Linked DNA regions of Homo sapiens: region 1 is linked to region 2. The links are chromatin loops, found by intact Hi-C in ENCODE. Cell type or tissue: GM12878. All regions are shown on one strand. Each heading gives the region's core, and the rest is flanking DNA. Links, peaks and the distances in the headings are about the cores only. Region 1 has its middle 150 kb from the start of FGFR2. Region 2 has its middle 180 kb from the start of LINC01153.

Region 1 (10,720 bases), core at 3,049-8,048, 87 kb after region 2:
GGTGGTGGACACCTGTAATCCCAACTACATAGGAGGCTGAGACGGGAGGATCACTTGAACCCAGGAGGCAGAGGTTGCAGTGAGCCAAGATCGAACAAGAGTGAAACTCCATCTCAAAAACAAACAAAAAGAAATGGGGATAGCTGTGTAGGTGCTGCCCAAAGTTCCCACAAGCATCCCTCACTTTCCCCTCCCGCAAGTATGTGCTGATCACGTTCGTTACACAGGTACACGGGACAAGTCAGCACGTGTTGAAAACTTACCATGTCCCAGTAATCTATATGCAAATCTCATCCAAATTTATAATATTTATAAAAGGTAAGAAATTGTGTCTTCATTTTATAGGAGGTGGGGAAACTGAGGCTCAGAAAGGCTAAATATTAATAGTCAACACCCAGTCAACTGGAAGATGCAGTGGTGGCCAAAAACCTGAGATCCAAAGCCCACGTTCTATCCACCTCGTCACTCTGTCTTCCACCTCTAGCCAAATCACACTGATTATCTCAGCTCACCTGCTTTTTCCCTCCTGTGCTGATTTATTTCTTCAGTTTACATCCAACTGAGTCCCTTCTACTCAAGCAGCTTCTTTATCTGCAAATACCCGCTGGGGGAGATCTTAAGACTACACCCACCCAGAAATGTGTTTCTTTCAGCTTGAGCATACATGCCCAAGCCGGCCCTCTGGGTCCCTAAAACTTTGCCTCGCAGCGTGAACCACTTTCTCCAGTAGCTTCTCAGCCATTCCACTAACATTTCTAGTCTCTTTCTAACCCCTTGGTATTCCAAATCCTGCTGGCTTCCAAGACTACCTGCAGCTCTTATTACTTTCCTGTCATTGACTTCGTGCTGAGGTTTCTAACTACCCAGTACAGATCCCAAGCTTTCATTTCTTTTTCTGTCCTTGGAATCTAAAACATCTCCCAATTTACTACCATCTGCTACCTTAATTAATAGGCTGTTTACCTCCCCTGTAAGACCTTGCAGAGATTCTCTTGGACTCCATCCCTAACTTTGTGCTCATTGCAGGCTCTCATTAGTCTTGGTTTATAATCCAGCTTTCAATCTATTTGACAGCTCTCATCTCCAAGCCAATTTGAATTACATTTTTCTCGTAAAATTTCATAAGACACAAATACGCTTTATTCGAGCCTGGAACAAATTACATCTACAACATTCCCTTTGTCCACTCCTTTTATAATTTGAAAGGAACCAAAAAAAAGAAGAAAAGAATATCAATCTGGCTTCTTTGATATAAATTCACTGATTCCTTCTCTGCATGGAAGTCTCAGGTTTGCACGATTATCTCCAAGGAGTTCTCTCTTCTACATAACATAACAGGGTGCCTTCCACCAGCCCCCCTTTACTCCACCATCCTCATTGGCAGATTTGTATTGCACACAGTGCAATCATAGCCAAATGCATGATCAAAACCGCAAATGAATAAAGTGACTGGTTTTATACCCTTAACTGCCAACATCATTTACCAATGATTAGTTGCTCAGAGTGGAAAACAATCCATTATTAGAATTTTTGTTGCTGTGACCTGACATGGTCATTGCTGCAAGTGTTTCCTCAAAATGCAATTGTCCTCTGCTCTTTCTTCATATCTAAAGCATGAAGAAGGGCAAGAGGGAAGAGCCAGCATCAAGTTCCATCTGTGAGGCAGGTTCTGAGTGTGCACTTGGCTTCTTAAGTTTCATTTCAGTAGTGAGTTTTAAACTGGCTTCATCCGCATCTCCTGAAGGTTTTGGTAAAGACGCAGATTTCCAGGCCTCACTCCTATATATTCTAAATCAGGAGTTGTGGAGCGGGACTCAGGAATCTGTTTTCCTAAAGCCTCACAAAGCACTGTTGATTACTAAGTGAATTTGGGAAGCACCAATTTCTTTTTCTTTTTCTTTCTTTTCTTTTTTTTTTTTTTTTGAGAGAGTCTCGCTCTGTTGTTCAGGCTGGAGTTCAGTGGAGCGATCTAGGTTCGCTGCAACCTCCACCCCCTGGGTTCAAGCAATTCTCCTGCCTCAGCCTCCCGAGTAGCTGGGATTACAGGCACCTGCCACCATGCCCGGCTAATTTTTGTATTTTTAGTAGAGATGGGGTTTCACCATATTGGCCAGGCTGGTCTTGAACTCTTGACCTCAAGTGATCCACCTGCCTTGGCCTCCCAAAATGCTAGGATTACAGGCATGAGCCACTGTGCCCAGCCGGGAAGCACCAAATTTTCAAAGCAGCCCAGAAATATCAACTTCAGCCTTTTTTGTCAGCCATTTGTTAGATGAGATGAGCAAATGAAAGCTCAGAGAGGTTCATTTGCCCAATGTCACAAACTAGGACATGATATGCCCAGCATTAATGAATGTGCTATAGAATTCTGGAGCCCATGCTTTCTCCATGATCCCACAAAGCTTCCATTTGATGGGAAACTTAATTTTTTTTTGGTATGGTCAATGGGGAAACCTTAGTATCATTTTTATGATGATGAATATTTAGCACTGCCAAAAGACATTTGGTGCACATCAATGTTCATAGCTGCATTATTATAAGAGCCAAAATGTGGAAATAACTCAAGTACATGTCAACAGATAAATGGATAAACAAAATGTAGCATATCCACACAATGGAATATTATTCACCCAGAAAAAAAGAATGAAATTCTGATGCACGCTACAACATAGATGAACCTGGAAAATATTATACTAAGTGAAATAAGCCAGACACAAAAGAACAAATATTGTATGATTCCACTTATAGGAGCTACCTAGAATAAGCAAATTCATACAGATAGAAAGAATAGTGGGCCGGGTGTGGTGGCTCACGCCTGTAATCCCAGCACTTTGGGAGGCCGAGGCAGGCAGATCACCAGGTCAGGAGATTGAGACCATCCTGACTAACACGGTGAAACCCCGTCTCCACTAAAAATACAAAAAAAATTAGCCAGGCATGGTGGCAGGCGCCTGTAGTCCCAGCTACATGGGAGACTGAGGCAGGAGAATCGCGTGAACCTGGGAGGTGGAGCTTGCAGTGAGCCGAGACCATGCCACTGCACCCCAGCCTGGGTGACAGAGCAAGACTCTGTCTCAAAAAAAAAAAAAAAAAAAAAAATAGTGGTCACTAGGGGCTGGGGGAGGGGGAATGGGAAATTATTATTCAATGGGTGTAGAGTTTCTATTTCGGATGATGAAAAAGTTCTGGAAATGAATCGTGGTGAAAGTTATACAACGTTGGGAATGTACCTAATGTCACTGAATCATACGCTTTAAAATGGTCAAAATGGTACATTTCACATTGTGTGTATTTTATCACAATTTTTAAAAGCATAAAAAAGATATGTGAAAACAGCAGGAGACTAAGCCATCTATATATGCCCCCTGAAACACACCCTAAGAGTAAGACCATGGAATAAACCGGAGACTTTCTTCTATTTTCCTCCAAAGTTGAATGAAAAACAGATTTCTGGTTAATTGAGGGTCCCAGCTGCTCGTGGCTTCACTGTTTGAGTCTGAGCTCATTTCTTCTAAGAGAAAGAATGACTGGGAGCATTTTGGCACGTAGAGGATGAAGTAACCCTGCATGATGGGGCAAATGCCCTCACCTGGGGCATCGGGAGGTATGAAGGTGACTCTGCCACTCCCCTGAGGGATCATCACTTAGATGAATTTGGATGTCAGTTTCTCATCCGGAAGAAGGGAGTGCCCTGGCTGGTGTTTTGCAGGACACCCCCCAGTTCCTCTAGTAGCAGTCCTGTGCTGAGTTGAGCCCATGACCCAAATTGAGCAAACCAACATCCTTCCCCCAGAAATTTCTTTTCTTTTCTTTTCTTTTCTTTTTATTAGCTACAAAGTTGTAACCCTGAAGGTACCAGCAGCCCTGGCAATCCCAGGTGGATAAGCTTCCACGGTTGCCAAGAGGGGCCATAGGCAGCTTGAGTCAGCAGAGCCTCTGCTCCAGCACAGGCTCCCATGATCCTGGAGCTGCTTGGCCCCAGGAGTCCACCCTTCAGTCCCAGGACCCCCGACCCATCCTCCATCCCCTCCATAGGCCCCTCTTGTTCTTGGGCAGAGTTGCTGGCACCTGCAACACAAGGAATCCTGACTACCATGGTGGAAATTTGATTAAATGATTGCTAGGATTTCTTGTGGTTGTTTTTTTTTTTTTAAGACGGAGTCTCACTCTGTCACCCAGTCTGAAGTGCAGTGGTGTGATCTCGGCTCACTGCAACCTCCGCCTCCCAGGTTCAGGCTATTCTCTTGCCTCAGCCTCCCTAGCAGCTGGGACTACCGGTATGCGCCACCACGCCCAGCTAATTTTTGTATTTTGAGTAGAGTCAGGGTTTCACTATGTTGACCAGGCTGGTCTTGAACTCCTGACCTCAAGGATCCACCCACCTTGGCCTCCCAAAGTGCTGGGATTACAGGTATGAGCCACCACACCTGGTCTCTTCTGGTTTAAAAAAGCAAAACAAACAAAACCTAAAAGCAGATTTAAATCCTCTAATCCTGAAAAAGTCACCCCATACCAATTTAACTGTAAGAAAGTTTCCCTTTGCGAAGAAAGTATCCCATCTGAGACTCAGAGTGGCCAGCCCAGATAATGCTAAGACCCTTTATGGCTCCAAATCCTCCCATTCAAAGACCAGATGAGAGTGGAAGATAGGAGAGGGAGAATAATGGAATAATTCAAACCAATGTGGATTTTAAATTTGTTTCGAGGATTTATTTAAGGGTGTTTTCTCCTCCTCTATGTTTTTCTAGATGATTACTATCTTCAAGGAAAATGTGATTGCATCCTCCAGATCAAAGATACTGAAACTGGATGCTTATAAAGAAGATTTTAGGCACATAAAGGTTATGGCATCTGTGGTTCTACAATGAAAAATGCAACCTGTTCTGTCTGAGAAGGAAAGGGAGCAAGAATCTCCCGTGCAAGTCTGGCGTTCAGTTCTAGCAGAGGGAGTCACCAGCTGGAGAAGAAATGCAACAATTGTCCACCCCCACATATCCTATGGCTGTGTCTTTTTTTTATTACAGTGGACACTGCAGTGAGGGACACCCACTCTCATGGTGGAAAACGAGCCAGCTAATTTAATATCACCATGAAGGAAACTGCTACTAATCTAGGCATGGAAGTAAATCAACAGTGGATCCTGAAAGCTAGGAAAAGAGAGCTAAGTTAAGCAAGAATGGCCAAGGCAGCGGGAACAGTGTATGTTTTAAACTTCAGGTTTTGTTAGCAAGACTTTTGTCCTCTTTTAATAGTTAACCTGACCCCAGCTCAAGAATCCAAGATACTGAGTAGTCTATTGTGCACCTGCAGAAAACTTTCAAACCCTTAATGACTTATAATCTTGGTTTCAGCAATCATCTCAGTAATTCTGGTATGACTCTCCTCCCTCACAGCTCTCAGATGCTCCAGACCCACCTACAGCTCATCTCCAGCAGGAGATCTTGGGTTTTACGATTTTAAAACGTAGCTTGAAAAAGTCTCCATCTTATCTCGGAGCAGAAGTGGTGTCACTTGCCAGCCCAAATATTCTAGTAAGTTTCTCCCTCACTCAGCTGCCACCACTCTTTTGTGCAGCCCAGCCAGGCTCCTGCAGAGATAAAAATACAACTCATTTAGGTCAATGATTAAATTGAAAGTTATAATATTACCAATTAAGTTTGAGCAAAGAGGGGGGTAAAAAAAACACAAATCCTTTAGGAGGGTCACCGCAATGCCTGTCTTCACAAATAGCACTGCCGCCACTCCCCACCTGAATGTGGAGTCTCATGAAAGCACCTAAGGAAAGCTCCCCCACGCCTTGTCACTAGGGTCTCCACTTTCAGTCTCAGAACAACTACTTATTGTCTCCTAAGCTCATTTTTATCTGAGAGTCCGTGTGCTCACTGGGCTGTGGAGAAACCTTCCAGAGTCAAGCACATTTCTTGAGCCTGCCAGTCCCAAAGGGGTTGAGGAAGAGGCTGTGCACTGGGTAAAGAAATGCAGGAGCCAAGCTGGGAATTATTCAGAGTGTGTATAAGCCAGGTGTGGTGAAGACGGGTGACAAAATAGGTATTAAGGTAAGGCATATTGGACAACAGGACCATGGCTAGGTGGAGTGGGGCATCTCCACTGCAAACTGCTACCATTCTCAGGTGCAAATTCTGCACTTGCCTGGGCCTGAGTGTAAGTACCTGAGATGGATGGTCTAGGTGCCTCTCTTGCTGCACCTAGCCCCAGCCTTGTGGTTTACAATTCCCCAAGCATAGCAATAACAGGTTCCATTCCTCTAGCTTGGCTGCATTTAAAATACAACTGGTCGGTGGGGAGGGATTACAGCACAAGCCGAAGCTTGTCTGCGGGAGTTGGCCATGAACTAATAGTCCACATACGGCAGCCTGCCACATCTTCCCACCCAACCCACCATCACCAAACACTGTCCTCTTGAGTTCCCAGCCAAAGGAAGTCCCCAGTGGTCTAGACAGAAGGGCTGGGCCCCCTCCCAGTTCTCACTCCAGCAGATTCTCCAGCTGCAGAAAGTGACACACATTGTTCCTGCTCCATTGTGCGTTAGAGGGCCCATTATCCCTGTGATGATGGGCTGATAGTTCTCAACTCATTAAACAACGCTGGCAGTCTTTTAAACAATCCTCTAATTACTAGTCTCCCCACAGAATTACACCCTCCAAATCCCAGTTTGTGCTGCTGTAGACTTTTGGGAGCTAAAGTCGATGGGAGAAAAATCCCAAGAAAACATCTTGTCTGGGGTAATGACTGTGCATGTGTATATGATCTCCCAGTAGAGCTGTTCAGGTAGGATAAGAGTTCAGAGGTTTCCACTGGACCAGCCCAAACCACAAAAGGTCTCTGGCTAAGGACCAAATTGGCAAGGGGAACTTTTTTTTTTTTTTTGGACGCAGTGATTTCTGGGGATTTTTAAGAGCTGCTTTGGTTTGGAGAAAAATGATTGGAAAATACAGAGAATTCCCATACACTCCCTTGCACGCCCTCATTTCTCCCTATTATTAAACCTTGCATTAGTGTGGTACATTTTTTACAACTGATATGCCAATATTGCTTCATTGCTATTAACTAAATGTTAATAGAATGTGGCACATTCTATGGGTTTCAACAAATATCTAATGATGTGTATCCGCCATTGCAGAATTACACCGAATAGTTTCACTGCCCTAAAAATCCCCCATGCTCCACCTACTCATCCCTCCCTCTCCCCAAAGCAGAAGGGGTATTTATCTCCTATTTACTAGAGAAATTTATATCGTTTTCTCTTTTTTCCCCTAAAAATAAATGGTGTTGACTTATTAGGACCATTGGTCCATCACAAAGCTGAGTTCGCAAAGTCTCATGAGGCCAGGCTAGGAACATCCAGTACACCCATGTCCCTTAAATAGTATAGAAAACATAGGATATTCACTGGAACATCAGGCAGCCTCCCTCCAGGATCCTGTGGCAGAGCCATAGAATCCTCATCTATTAGCCAATGAACAGGCACACATGAAGTCCAGGCTGCACCCAAGAGAACAGACAAGAATATTGGGAAACGGGTGCTGTGGCTCACGCCTGGAATCCCAGCACTTTAGGAGGCCAAGACGGGCAGATCACTTGAGGTCAGGAGTTTGAGACCAGCCTAACCAACATGATGAAACTCCATCTCTACTAAAAATACAAAAAAAAAAAAAAAAAAAAAATTAGCCAGGCTGATTGTGCATGCCTGTAACCCCAGCTACTCAGGAGGCTGAGGCATGAGAATCACTTGAACCCAGGAGGCAGAGGTTGCAGTGAGCCACTATCGTGCCACTGCACTCCAGCCTGGGTGACAGAGCGAGGCTCTGTCTCAAAAAATAAAAATAAATAAATAAAAAAAGAATACTGGGAAACAATGGGAAAAATGCAAAGAGAAGACAGAGCTTAGAAACATACAGCAGTGGTTCCCAAAGTATTGCCTGGGCACAGCTGGAGGACCCTGAAACCTTTACAGGAGTTTATGAGTACAAAACAATTTTTATAACAACACTAAGTTCTTCGCTTTTTTCAACTCTCATTATCTCAAAAGTGTACAGTAGAGTTTTCCAGAGTCTACATGATATGTAGTACCACAAGAGATCAAATGCATAAGCAGATATAAGAATCCAGCTGTTTTCTATTAAGGCAGACAATAAAGAATATTGCAATATGTAAAAAAAATTAAAAATGCCACTTTTTTCTTTGGGAAAATATACTTAATTTTTACTCTAAAAGTTATATATGTTAATATGTTATGGGTTGATTATTGCTATTTTTTATAATACTTTAAGTTCTGGGGTACGTGTGCACAACATGCAGTTTTGTTACATAGGTATACATGTGCCATGGTGGTTTGCTGCACCCATCAACCTGTCACCTACATTAGCTGTTTCTCTTAATGCTATCCCTCCCCTAACCCCCACCCACCGACAGGCCCCAGTGTGTGATGTTCCCCTCCCTGTGTCCATGTGTTCTCATTATTGCTATTTTATGTGAAATAATACTTTTAAGTTTTCCTCAGTTTTAATTCCCAATATAATAAATATTAACAGATATAACCCGCATTCCAAAAGCTTTTAGGAATCTCCAATAATTTTTAAGAGTATAAAGGAGTCCTGACACCAAAGTTTGAAAATCACCGACTTATAGCAAAGGATTTGGAGTTAGACAGACCTACCTTGAAAACCCAGGGCTACCATTGGGACTAGTTGTTTAACCCTCCCTCCCCCGAGCCTTGTTTATCTGTAAAATGGTGATAATACTGTTTATCTCATGGGGTGGTTGCAAAGATTAATGACCTGACATATAAAAAAGCACCCTGCAAGATGCCTGGTTTAGATGAAGCCATTGATAAACAGTAAAAGAGAAGAAAGAAGAAGAAAGAGGAAGCTTAAAACGTAGTCCCAGCTCTCAAAATGTCTATCTAGAGAAAAAGGTTGTAGTGTTGTGCATGAACCAACAGAAAAGAAACAAAGTGTCTTTATCCCTCTCTGTGTGTTACACGCAATGGTTTAGGGCTGAAATTGTGAGCCCTGAGAGATGGGGAGAGTTACAAGGGCAGAAGGGGAGGGTATTATTCTTCTGTTTGAGAGATCAGTATGAAGGCTCAGAAGAAGCAGGGAGCAGAGTCTTTCTGTGGAACAGACCAGTCAGCCTGCTCAGGTGAACACTTGTACACACGTGCACAGTCATGCACACATGTCCATACTGAGTATGTATGCATGGAAGTGATCACATCCAAAATCAAGCTTCTCATGTGATTATAATATAATTAACAGGACCGTGGTACCTCACAGCCTCATGAACACATTGTTACCAACCATCTTTCTGCTGCTTTTCGACCCTCTCTGCTCACTCAACCCTACACCCTAGCCAGAGATCTGGATACAGATCAGAGCCTGGGCATCTGTATGCAATGTAAACAGCTCCAGATGTGCAACCAGAGGAGAACGCACCAGTCCACTCTGGGCACCCAGCAAAGAACAGAGAGTTCCTGCTTTTAAGAGCTTACCTATAACACAACTGGAAAGATGAGGCATGAAAAAGTGACCAAGCTACTCTGCTATCAGCAGAGGAGGCTAATGGCCCAGGGAAGCAAGACTGCATTGTCACTGGGCCCAAGCAGAAACAAGATGGCACATTGAAGATAGAATAACCCAAGTTGGTTGTGGGCAGTGTGAGGCAGGACAGTACAGGAACACGGGGCTAACAGCAGCAGAGCCTTTGCCACCCCCAGGCCTGATGAAGTGAAGGAGGGCGCAGTTACTGCCCTCAGAGGAGCCTCATGTGGTAGGGCCAACTGGAGAGGAGCAGGGACCTTTGGTCAACAGGTAATGATAAGGCCACGTGTGGTGGCTGACACCTGTAATCCCAGCACTTTGGAAGGCCAAGATGGGAGGATCACTTGAGGTCAGGAGTCTGAAACCAGCCTGGCCAACATGGAGAAACCCCGTCTCTACTAAAAATACAAAAATTAGTGGGCATGGTGGTACACACCTGTAATCCCAGCTATTTGGGAGGCTGAGGCATGAGAATTGCTTAAACCCAGGAGGTGGAGGTTGCAGTGAGCTGAGATCACACCACTGCACTCTAGCCTGGGTGGCAAAGTGAGATGCTGTCTCCACAAAACAAAAACAAAAACAAACAAAAAAAACCCATAATGAATGCTGAGCTGTAAAGTGGCCTGTAAAGTGGCCAGACAGGATTCAAATCCAGGCCTATTGTACAAAAGCCTAGGCTTTGGCCATTTTATCATGCTGCCTCTTCCCAGAAAAAAAAGATATGTGAGTCTGGCATAAAAAGAATTCTCCTTGGGTGCCTGTATTAGCCAGGAGAAGTTAGGCTATTATGCAGTAACAAACACACCAAACATTTTAGAGCCTAACCTCCAAAGAAGTTTATTTCTTGCTCCCATTACATCTCCAGTGCAAGGGGACTCTGCTCATAGTCACTCAGGGACCCAGGCGCCATCTCAAACCGTGCCTTCACAGGTACCTCTGAAGGGTGGGGACACACAGGCAAGCCAAACTTCTTACCTACAAAGCTCCACATATGACTGCTACATACATTTTATTGGTGAGAGCAAGTCATAAGGCCCTACTGAACTTCATAGGGGTGGGTAAGTGCAGTTGTCCCAGGTACCATGTCTTAATGGCCTCCATGCTAACCTTTGCTTGCTCTTAGCCAAAAGTCCAAGACGCAATCTCCTTGCTTTCTTTGG
Region 2 (10,720 bases), core at 2,918-7,917:
GCTGGCTCTCCCATCCCTGCTGACAGGCAATGGAATGCAGACGTTCTGTTTCTAAGAGCTGTGTCACATCTGGTTCAGGTTGCTCGTGGTCCACAGTGGCCCACGTTCATTACCATCTAATAGCCGCTTGGCCTTTGTCAGGCGCTGTCTCAAGTCAAGCCTGAGGCCTGACACCCACATCTGCTGCACTTCTCTGAATCTTTGAATCTCTCCCCTCGTGACCTTCTCACTGGCTGCCACAGTGTCAAATGCACAGTAAGTCAAGCAGCCAGTCATTTGAATTAAGAGTCACAGACATCAGTGCTGACTGGGACCTTGGAGATCACAGGGTAGAGCCGACTCCTGTGGCAAACAGGATGGATGAAGCCATTTGTCCCAGGACAGCCCAGGAAGGTCTGACCTGGGGAATCATTGTGACATCTGGGGGGTGGAAGTGCAGTCTCAGCCAGACAGGGTGAGGGCCAGCTCAGTCACAAACCAGAGCTCTATTTTCCTCTCTTGCCTCAGTTTCCTCATTTGCAAAATGGAGATAACAGGAGTACCCACCTCTCGGGATGTTTGTGAAGATTAAATGAGTTTATATTTGTGACACCCTTAGAGCCCAGCTACCACTGTTTGTTAAACGAATGAATAAAAAGTAAATAGATTAATAAATAGCCCTTTTAAATATTAACAGGGATTTTCAATTTTTCTTTGTTAAAACTGAGGAAGTCTTTCTTTAAATAAAATCTCACTCAGAAGCCATATATCTGTACTTTAAAAATGTGTGCATATATACATATATAACGAAGATCTTTACAATGATTAAAATCAGAACTATTATAAATACACACACAGCATTTCATCTGAGACTTCACTCTCCTTTGTCACACGAAGGCAAAGCTCCTCCTGTTATGGTCACTGCTCAGGCAGCTCTGGACTGAGGCTGAGGAAACCCTGGACCACTGTCTACCAAGCCTGAGAGCTTTGAGGTCACAGGGCCAACGCCAGGAGTCAGGTCGCAGTGCATGGGCAATGGTCTGGTCAGCTCAGGAATGTTTCGAGGGGAATGACCACTTTGCCTGATGCCCTTGAATGGCTCTGGATTTCCCATAGATGCCACAAGAAGGATGTGGCTTCTGTTCTGGAAGCTGATGGGCCAATATGGCTGCTTGGGAGGGTGAGAACTTCCCCCATTTCTAAAATCTCGCCATGGAGGTCACAACTGACCACAGTGGGCATCTGAGTAGAATCTAGGAACAGCCCGTCACCCACAGTGACAGGACAGTTTCATGATCAGGCAAGTGGTCATGTAGGTGTCTCAGGAATGTCCTGGCAGGCTTCGAAAAATGGGTCTGGGATGTTGGGAGGAGTGGACTTTGATCTCAGAAGCAGACAGCACAGCACCTTCAGGAAGCCATATATTCCTTTTTTCTCATCCTTTTGTAAATGTCATGTAAACAGAAAAATACAAATAAAATTTTAAATTAAAAAAATTTTTTTTAATTTTAAGTTCCAGGATACATGTGCAGAACACACAGGTTTGTTACATAAACATGTGCCACGGTGGTTTGCTGCTCCTATCAACCCATCACTTATGTATTAAGCCCTAGACGCATTAGCTATTTATCCTGATGCCCTCCCTCTCCCCACACCCTCAACAGGCCCTGATAAATTAAAAATTAAAATACAAAAAAAAAAAAAGAGGAACTGTTTTTTTCCCTTTTAAGGTCATTTTTTTTCTTCCTCCTCCCTTGACTGTCAATTTTATCTGTTTTGCATATGGTAAAATGTCATTACTTCAGATCCTGCTTACTAAGAACCAGGATAATTCAGACAGAAATGGGACTGAAATTAACATGAGCCTCCTTCATTGGAAAGGGAACATGCAAAGCCAAGGCAGGAATCGCTTCTAGGTTCATAATTCACACCACTGCCAGGGCGTTCATTGATTTCATTGGTGGGGCTTTATGGATTGTGGTGATCCATGTTGCAGACCACCCAATACGAAAATAAACTCAACTACTAATTCTTTCAGCACACAGCCACACTGAATGAAACCAAGAGTAACAGTAGGCAGACCACCCTCCATTGCAAGAGGCAGTGTGTGTGTCGAGTCTCAGAGCTGCTGGTCTGCCGCCTCGCCAGACCCAGGAGGGCTGTGGACCCAGGCACTCCCCAGAGGCAGCCAAAGCACCTGGGCCAGTGTGAGCCTTCGTCCTCTTACCTGTTAAGAGCATCCTTCCATCCTAAGAGGTGACAATCCATTTATTCAATGCCTGTTTGGAAGATCATTCAACATTCATTCAATAAACATATTCTGAGTACCCAAGAAGTACAACATGAGAACCAAGAAGAAAAAAACAAGGAAGAGAAATAGGCGGCAGCAGCAGCAGAGAAAAGATAAACTTCCTGCTCTAAAAAGTCCCCAGCCCTAGGGAACAACAGAAACACCAAACTAACAAGAAGCCTGCAGGCACTAGAACCTGAGGTGCAAATGGGTCTCAAAGACACACACAAGCAAGAAAGGGATGTGTGGCACTTTCTCAGAGAAAGTGCCCTTCTAAAGAGATAGGAAGAACGGGCCAGGTGTGGTGGCTCACGCCTGTAATCTCAGCACTTTGAGAGGCCTGAGGCAGGTGGATTACTTGAGGTCAGGAAGTCGAGCCCAGTCTGGCCAACATGGTAAAACCCCATCTCTACTGAAAATACAAAAATTAGCTGAGCGTGGTTGTGCATGCCTATAATCCCAGCTACTCAGGAGGCTGAGGCAGGAGAATCACTTGAACCCGGAGGCAGAGGTTGCAGTGAGATCTCACCACTGCATTCCAGCCTGGGCAACAGACAGAGACTCTGTCTCAAAAAAAAAAAAAAAAAAAAAAAAAAAAGATAAAAAGAAATTCATTTAATGCAGAAGTTGGAAGAAAACATTCTCAATAGAGGAAACAGAATAAGCACTCTTCCTAGTACACAGTAGGTGCTCAACACACTCGTGTGCAGTAAATATCAAAAGGCGCATTCTTCTCTTATCATCAAAAGAAGCCCCCAGTATTCTAATCCTTGGAAATCCAGAACATAGAACATTCATTGAAAAGGATAAGTCAATATTTAAAAGAATTCATTTAAACTTTATCCAAAAAGCTTTTGAAAGTGGTATATACAGGGAGAAGAAACCTAATTTAGACTCCACTTTCTCATTGTTTCATTAAATACTTTTTTAAAGCTGAATATATCTGTGAAAGCATGTCTTCAGACTCCAGAAAACATTTCACAACTGTTATATCTGACAAACTTAGCTAAGGCCCCAGGATAAAACATGATTATCTTTTTTTTTTTTTTTTTTTTTTTTGGAGACGGAGTCTCGCTCTGTCGCCCAGGCTGGACTGCAGTGGCGCGATCTCGGCTCACTGCAAGCTCCGCCTCCCAGGTTCACGCCATTCTCCTGCCTCAGCCTCCCGAGTAGCTGGGACTACAGGCGCCCGCTACCACGCCCGGCTAATTTTTTTTATTTTTAGTAGAGACGGGGTTTCACCGTGTTAGCCAGGATGGTCTCGATCTCCTGACCTCGTGATCCGCCCGCCTCGGCCTCCCAAAGTGCTGGGATTACAGGCGTGAGCCACCGCGCCCGGCCAAACATGATTATCTTTAGATTTCCAAAAAAAGTTTCCTTCCGATAAACTTGATTAGGAGAATTGGTAGATGGAATTTTGTTTTTAAAAGGGTATCAGGCCGGGTGTGGTGGCTCATGCCTGTAATCCCAGCACTTTGGAAGGCAGAGGCAGGTGGATCACTTGAGGTTAGGAGCTCAAGACCAGCCTGGCCAACATGGTGAAACCCTGTCTCTAAAAATACAAAAAGTAGCCAGCCATGGTGGTGGATGCCTGTTAATTCCAGCTACTCAGGAGGCTGAGGCAAGAGAGTCACTTGAACCCGGGAGGCAGAGGTTGCAGTGAGCCGAGATCATACCACTGCACTCCAGCCTGAGCGACAGTGCGAGACTCCATCTCAAAAATAAAAAAAATCAAAAGGTATCAGAGGATAGCCATCCTATCAGGAATAATGTTAGAACATTCCAGGGAGAAATCAAAGAACAAAGTCACTCTTTGCTTCACTCTAAAGGGAATAAAGTTTGTTTCATCCAGCTGATTTCATTTAAAAATATTAATAACTCACCAGACCACAAATGTATTGATCCTAAAGGTCAGCACCTGTCCCTAGTTCATGCTAGCCCAGCTGGGCTCTCTATGAAGGGAAAGTATATCATATGAGTCAGTCACTTCCTAAGACCAAAATTATATCTGCATTCAGTAAACATGGGTCTCCTTGAAAACCCTCACTGGAAATCCTAAGAGGGTTAGGATATACAGGAAACTCTAATTGGTACTCAGGATTTTATTTTGGGGGTGCAGATAAAGACTGAGAAAAAGAACGAATTTGAAATAGCCATTGCATGGAAGAGTTTACCTAACACATGAAGGAGAGGGTTGTGTAACTATAATGCCCCACAATTCTCCCTTCATGCAGAAGCATAACCATTTCTTTGCCCAAAATTTGAAATGAACCCAAACAAAAAAATTTGAGATTCCGAAAGTATCACTTCACTCTTTCGATATTATTCTTCAGTTCTGTATGTCACCCTGTTTCCCTGTTCCGGCCAACCCCTGCCAAAATACACAGGGAGGCCTGTTCTCACGCTGCTGCCCAGACCAGGAGCAGGAAGCTCCAGAAAGCCTTCTTGTGAAATCAAAGCTCCATTTGCATACCCAAGAGTTTAGATAAAAGCCATGTGATGTGCTCAAGTGTGAGGCGCTCCTGGGAGCCCAGTTTGGCAGAATGGAGATTTATCTGAGGTTGTCAGTGCCACCTCCAGAGGCCTTCTTCAGGCACAGCCTTGAATTCTCTCCTCCCTTCTCTTCTAATGGCATCAAGAGGGCTTTAATAAGGTCCTCACCACCACGTTGATTCCGTAGAACCCAACAACCCAAGTTCTTGATTTACATAATTTCTTACCTGTACACTGCCTTCATTTAAAAGGGGATTGGCCAGGTGCGGTGGCTCATGACTGTAATCCCAGCACTTTGGGAGGCCGAGGCAGGTGGATCACTTGAGGTCAGGAGTTCGAGACCATCCTGGCCAACATGGTGGAACCTCAACTCTACTAAAAATACAAAAATTAGCCAGGTACAGTGACACGCACCTGTAATCCCAGCTACTCAGGAGGCTGAGTCAGGAGAATCGCTTGAACCTGGGAGGCAGAGGTTGCAGTGAGCTGAGATTGCACCACTGCCCTCCAGCCTGGTGATAGAGTGAGATTCCATCTCAAAAAAATGTTAAAAAGGCAGGGGCGATTGAGGGTGACCAACAGCAACAGGCCGATAATGAAATCATGAAGGCTTTTGAGCACTGAACCTTCACCTAACACTGTACCAGGTGCCCAATTAAGTCCTCACATCACTCTGTGAGGATGGTAGAATTATTAGTACCATTTTACAGATGAGGAAACTGAAGCTGAAAGAGCTTACACGTAATTTGCCAAAGAAATGTAGTGTGTTAGTAGAGGAGCCAGGATTCAGAACCATTTATCCAGAGATTGCCCACTTAGCTCCATGCTGGAGTGGTGACAAGGTTTCATTCAAAAAAGTCATGCCGAGGTCTGTTCAGTTCACATCCTGAGCACTGTTTACCATTAAAGACAACAGAAACTGATGCCCAAGAAGTTCTAGGAGGAACACAATTTTTTAAGTTTCATCATGTTCATTACGCAGCACTGTACCATCAGGAAAGATTCGACAATCGTAGAACAGTTTTCCAACAAGAATTACAATTTTGAAGGCTTCCTGGTTGACCCCTAGAAGGCTAGATCACTGAGCGCCCCCTTACCCCAAGACCTTCACAGCGATCACTTCACAATGCACTGGGCGTGTCCACGTGACTTCACACATCAGCCAGTGAGGTCTGGCCTCTGTCACCAAACAAGGACTTTTACTTTAACCATCAGCATATGCCAGCAGAGGCATCTGAATGTGATTATCCAGAACACAAACACACACAAAGGATTTCTGTTTTTTTGAACCTGAGATGTGAGACCCAAGTGTCTCAGCTACCATGCTTTTTGCTATGATCAAGGGTGCAATGTCTTGTCATTTTGTGAACTGGGCTGCAGAGCCAAGGAAACCTGGCTCTACATCCCAGCCAGGAGCATGAATTTCTTCCCAAAGGAAACCTAAAATGGGTACAGAGTATCAGGAGACAAAAAACATATCGGGAGCTAATAGGATGTAGGGTGGGAAAAGATTTGGAAGAAGTACAACCTCTCTCTTCACTTCCCAAATGGTTCCCACCATGGACCAGACAGCATAAGATGGAATGGGGCTGATATTGGGAGAGACAGGACCATAAATCTAGAACAATTAAACAGAAAGGAGGTTTTTATAGTTTATCCGAAATTTTCAAGCGTCTGACTTTTTCAGCATTTGTTTTTGTTGGTGTTCATGTTGTGGGGGGCCTGATATGGTTGGGCTGTAATCCTTACCCAAATCTCATCTTGAATTGTAGCTCCCATAATTACCATGTGTTGTGAGAGAAACCCAGTGGGAGATAGTTGAATCACGGGGGCAGTTTCGCTCATACTGTTCTCCTGGTAGTGAATAAGTCTCACAAGATCCGATGACTTTATAAGGGAAAATCCCTTTCACTGATTCTCAACTCTCTCTTGCCCGCTACTACGTGTGTCTTTTGCCTTCCGCCATGATTGTGAGGCCTCCCCAGCCACGTAGAACTGTGAGTCCATTAAACCTCTTTTTCTTTATAAATTACCCAATCTCAGATATGTCTTTATCAGCAGTGTGAAAACAGACTAATACAGGGGCTTATTGAGGGCTCTTTGTTACAGAAGTTTGTAATACTTGTCAGCCTTTAAACATACGAAGAGTTCTAGAACTCCTAGTACGGGTGAGGGGGTATCTTCCTGTCCCTACAGCTTTCTTGAAGCTCCCTCTCCAAAAAAAAAAAAAAACAAAAATAAAAAACAAAACAAAAAAAAACAGCTTCTAACATCCTTAACAACAGATCTTTACCTGGTGCTTGAAGCACCACATACATTCACACAAGGTGACTTCCGCCATCAGAGGCTGCTGTGGGGAGGCCTCTCATCCCTTATTAAGTTGAACACCGTCTCCCTGTAGCTTCCACCCGCTTGTTCTGGTTTTGTCCGTTGGCACTGCAGTAAATAAAGAAGTCTAGCCCCTCTGCCAGAGTGATGGCTCTTGGTCCCTGTCTTTCATGGTGAAGTCAGCCCAGCTAGGTTTGGAAGACATCTGTGGTTCAAATCAAATGCAAGGGACAGTTTTACAAATAAACTATGGAGGAAGGAAAACCACTCACTTATCTACCACAAGTCATTCACTCTCTTCTCCTGTAGAAATAAAAATACCAACACACTTGATAAAGTTCCTTGTCTTCTCTTATTTCTAACTTCTATAGCCCATCCCTGTATTCCCTAGAAGGTTAGAATGTGAGAGCTGAAAGGAGAGATCATAGGGTTTATTTTACAGGGACAGGAGACTGAGCCCCGGACACCAAATGTCCTGCCTATGTACCTAGGATGACCGATTTCCTGAACCAAAAGCAGGGACACACTGTCTGGCAAGCATGGATGAGCCTGGGGAGGCAGTGGAGAATATTTGACACTGGAACTCTTCCAAATAAATTGGGATGTGGACTAATGCTGCAGGAATAAGACAATAAACTATGCCTTCCTTACATACCTCAAAGGATTGAGATAAAAAGAACAAGAGATAATAAATATAACTTAATGTGAGATAAAGTACAAAGCAAGAAACATTTCCTATACCCGACTCCCCAGCTGCTTTTCTCACTCTGTCCTTGTGAGAGGTGACAGCGTGCTGGCAGTCCTCACAGCCCTCGCTCGCTCTAGGCGCCTCCTCTGCCTGGGCTCCCACTTTGGCGGCACTTGAGGAGCCCTTCAGCCCACCGCTGCACTGTGGGAGCCCCTTTCTGGGCTGGCCAAGGCCGCAGCCAGCTCCCTCAGCTTGCGGGGAGGTGTGGAGGGAGAGGTGCGGGTGGGAACTGGGACTGCGCGCGGTGCTTGTGGGCCAGCCCGAGTTCCAGGTGGGCGTGGGCTCTGGGACCCCACGCTCGGAGCGGCCGGCGGGCCTGCCGGCCCCGGCAGTGATGGGCTTAGCACCTGGGCCAGCAGCTGCTGTGCTCAACTTCCCGCCGGGCCTTAGCTGCTTTCCCGCAAGGCAGGGCTCAGGACCTGCAGCCCGCCGTGCCTGAGCCTCCCCACCCCCTGCTCCTTTGGCTCCTGTGCGGCCCAAGCCTCCCCGACGAGCGCCGCCTCTGCTCCAGGGCGCCCAGTCCCAACGACGACCCAAGGGCTGAGGACTGGGGAGCATGGCGCGGGACTGGCAGCTCCACCTGCAGCCCCAGTGCGGGATCCACTGGGTAAAGCCAGCTGGGCTTCTGAGTCTGGTGGGGACGTGGAGAACTTTTATGTCTAGCTCAGGGATTGTAAATACACCAATCTGCACTCTGTATCTGGCTCAAGGTTTGTAAACACACCAGTCAGCACCCTGTGTCTAGCTCAGGGTTTGTGAATGCACCAATCAACACTCTGTATCTAGCTAATTTGGTGGGGACCTGGAGAACCATTGTGTCTAGCTCAGGGATTGTAAACGCACCAATCAGCTCCCTGTCAAAACAGACCACTGGGTTCTACCAATCAGCAGGATGTGGGTGGGGCCAGATAAGAGAATACAAGCAGGCTGCGCGAGCCAGCAGTGGCAACCGTCGGGTCCCCTTCCACACTGTGGAAGCTTTGTTCTTTCTCTCTTTGCAACAAATCTTGCTGCTGCTCACTCTTTGGGTCCACAGTGCCTTTATGAGCTGTAACACTCACTGCAAAGGTCTGCACCTTCACTCCTGAAGCCAGCGAGACCACGAACCCACCAGAAGGAAGAAACTCCGAACACATCCGAACATCAGAATGAACAAACTCCGGACACACCGCCTTTAAGAACTGTAACACTCACTGTGAGGGTCCACGGCTTCATTCTTGAAGTCAGTGAGACCAAGAACCCACCAGTTCCGGACACAATTGCCCCTGGAACACCCTCCACCCTCCATCCATTTTTACATGTTCAGATTGTAGGATTTAGGTCAGATAACAGAGCAGGAGTTTAAGAGTCAATCTGACCTGGATTCAAATCTTATCTCTGAATTTTGTAGTTCTATGACCTAGAGCAAATTCCCTCTCTGAGATTTGGTTCCCTCATTTATAAAATGATAATAATTACTATTAAGAATTGAGGCCAGGCGCAGTGGCTCACATCTGTAATCTCAGCACTTTGGAGGGCTGAAGCGGGCAGATCACATGAGGTCAGGTGTTCGAAACCAGCTTGGCCAACATGGTGAAATCCCATCTCTACTAAAAATACAAAAAATATTAGCTGAGCATGGTGGTGGGCACCTGTAATCCCATCTACTCCGGAGGCTGAGGCAGGAGAATTGCTTGAACCCGGGAAGCAGAGGTTGCAGTGAGCCAAGATTGAGCCACTGCACTCCAGCCTGGACGACAGAACAAGACTCCATCTCAAAAAAAAAAAAAGAAAGAAAGAAGGAAAGAAGAAAAAACAATTGAACTAGAAAATCCAAAATTTAGAATACATTGCAATTCCCTTCAACGGATTATGTTCTTAGTTAGCTAACAGTACGTACACAAATCACTCCAGAATGTTGACAGTTGCTTTTATTTTCTCAGCTATTTATTTGTAATTTCGGCTCAGGCCCTGCTTTCAGACGTTCTCCCTCCTGGACAGGTAGCATTAGCTGAGTCAGTATAGGAGGGATACTGGGAAGACAGGAGTGAAATGAAAGAGAAAAATGCATAAGTGAGGAAATGAATGAAGAAAATAACACCTCTGAACCCCCAGTACCCAGCACATAGTAGCAAAGTTTTATATTAATGTAATTTTTTAAAATGACAATTAAAGGTATAATGAAAGAGGGAAGCATAGGGCTGGGGGTGACGGATCCAGAGAAAAAGGGCAATTTGGCCGAGTCCTGAAGGCTAAATGAGCCACAACCAGCAGGGTGGTTGAGAAGGATAGGAGCGGGGATGGGTCCTGGAAGCTTCTTCCTAGAGGAGTAAGGGTGGAAAATGAACAAATACATAGGGCAGGCTTCATGAATGTGTGGTCTATGCAGTCACACAGAGTTCTGTGCTCAGAAGGTACCATGCTTGGCTTCATTTTCTGCTGTCGCCTTCTTGAAATGCTTAATATTTTTTGAACAAGAGGCCCTTCATTTTTATTTTATACTAGGCTCTGCAAATTATGTAGATGGTTCTGAATATATGATAGTGCTTTTTCCCCTTATGCCTGAAAAACATATGAATTCAAATGTTTGAGATACTTATACAGCCTCATCACCCCCTACATTGGGTAAACTGATTGAAGCAATGCTTAAAGACGAAAAAATAACCATGAAGTGGGGAGGGCCTAAGGACATGGAGAGAAAGCAATTTGAATCTGATTTTCCTGGAGATGCCCCTCTGTGCAGGAAAACAGTTTGTACCAGGTGACAACTGGACTATTATAAGCTGGAGTTAAGCAAAAATCCCTATCATGGAATATAAGCTTAGGGTTTGGTGACATTCCAAGAGACATTAAAAGGAAGGTCATTCAAGTGGCCAGGACGCAAGGGGTTAACTTTTTTCCAT

Evidence for each region. A loop is a pair of places that touch in the nucleus more often than their neighbours do. Peaks named below come from ENCODE experiments on the same cell type or tissue, not always from the same donor. Only the 100,000 strongest peaks of a DNase experiment are listed, where the experiment ranks them.
Region 1: it touches region 2 in a loop (2.4-fold over the local background); 2 of 110 quality-filtered maps call a loop at or near these places.

Annotation. Positions count from the first base shown.
Region 1 is chr10:121,443,965-121,454,684 of GRCh38, forward strand. No RefSeq gene overlaps it. Among named protein-coding and RNA genes, the nearest start is that of FGFR2, 150 kb to the right of the region's middle. In GM12878, for the core only: no CTCF peak of the experiment used is centred there; DNase peaks (open chromatin) are centred at 5,367 and 5,897.
Region 2 is chr10:121,357,529-121,368,248 of GRCh38, forward strand. No RefSeq gene overlaps it. Among named protein-coding and RNA genes, the nearest start is that of LINC01153, 180 kb to the left of the region's middle. In GM12878, for the core only: no CTCF peak of the experiment used is centred there; no DNase peak of the experiment used is centred there.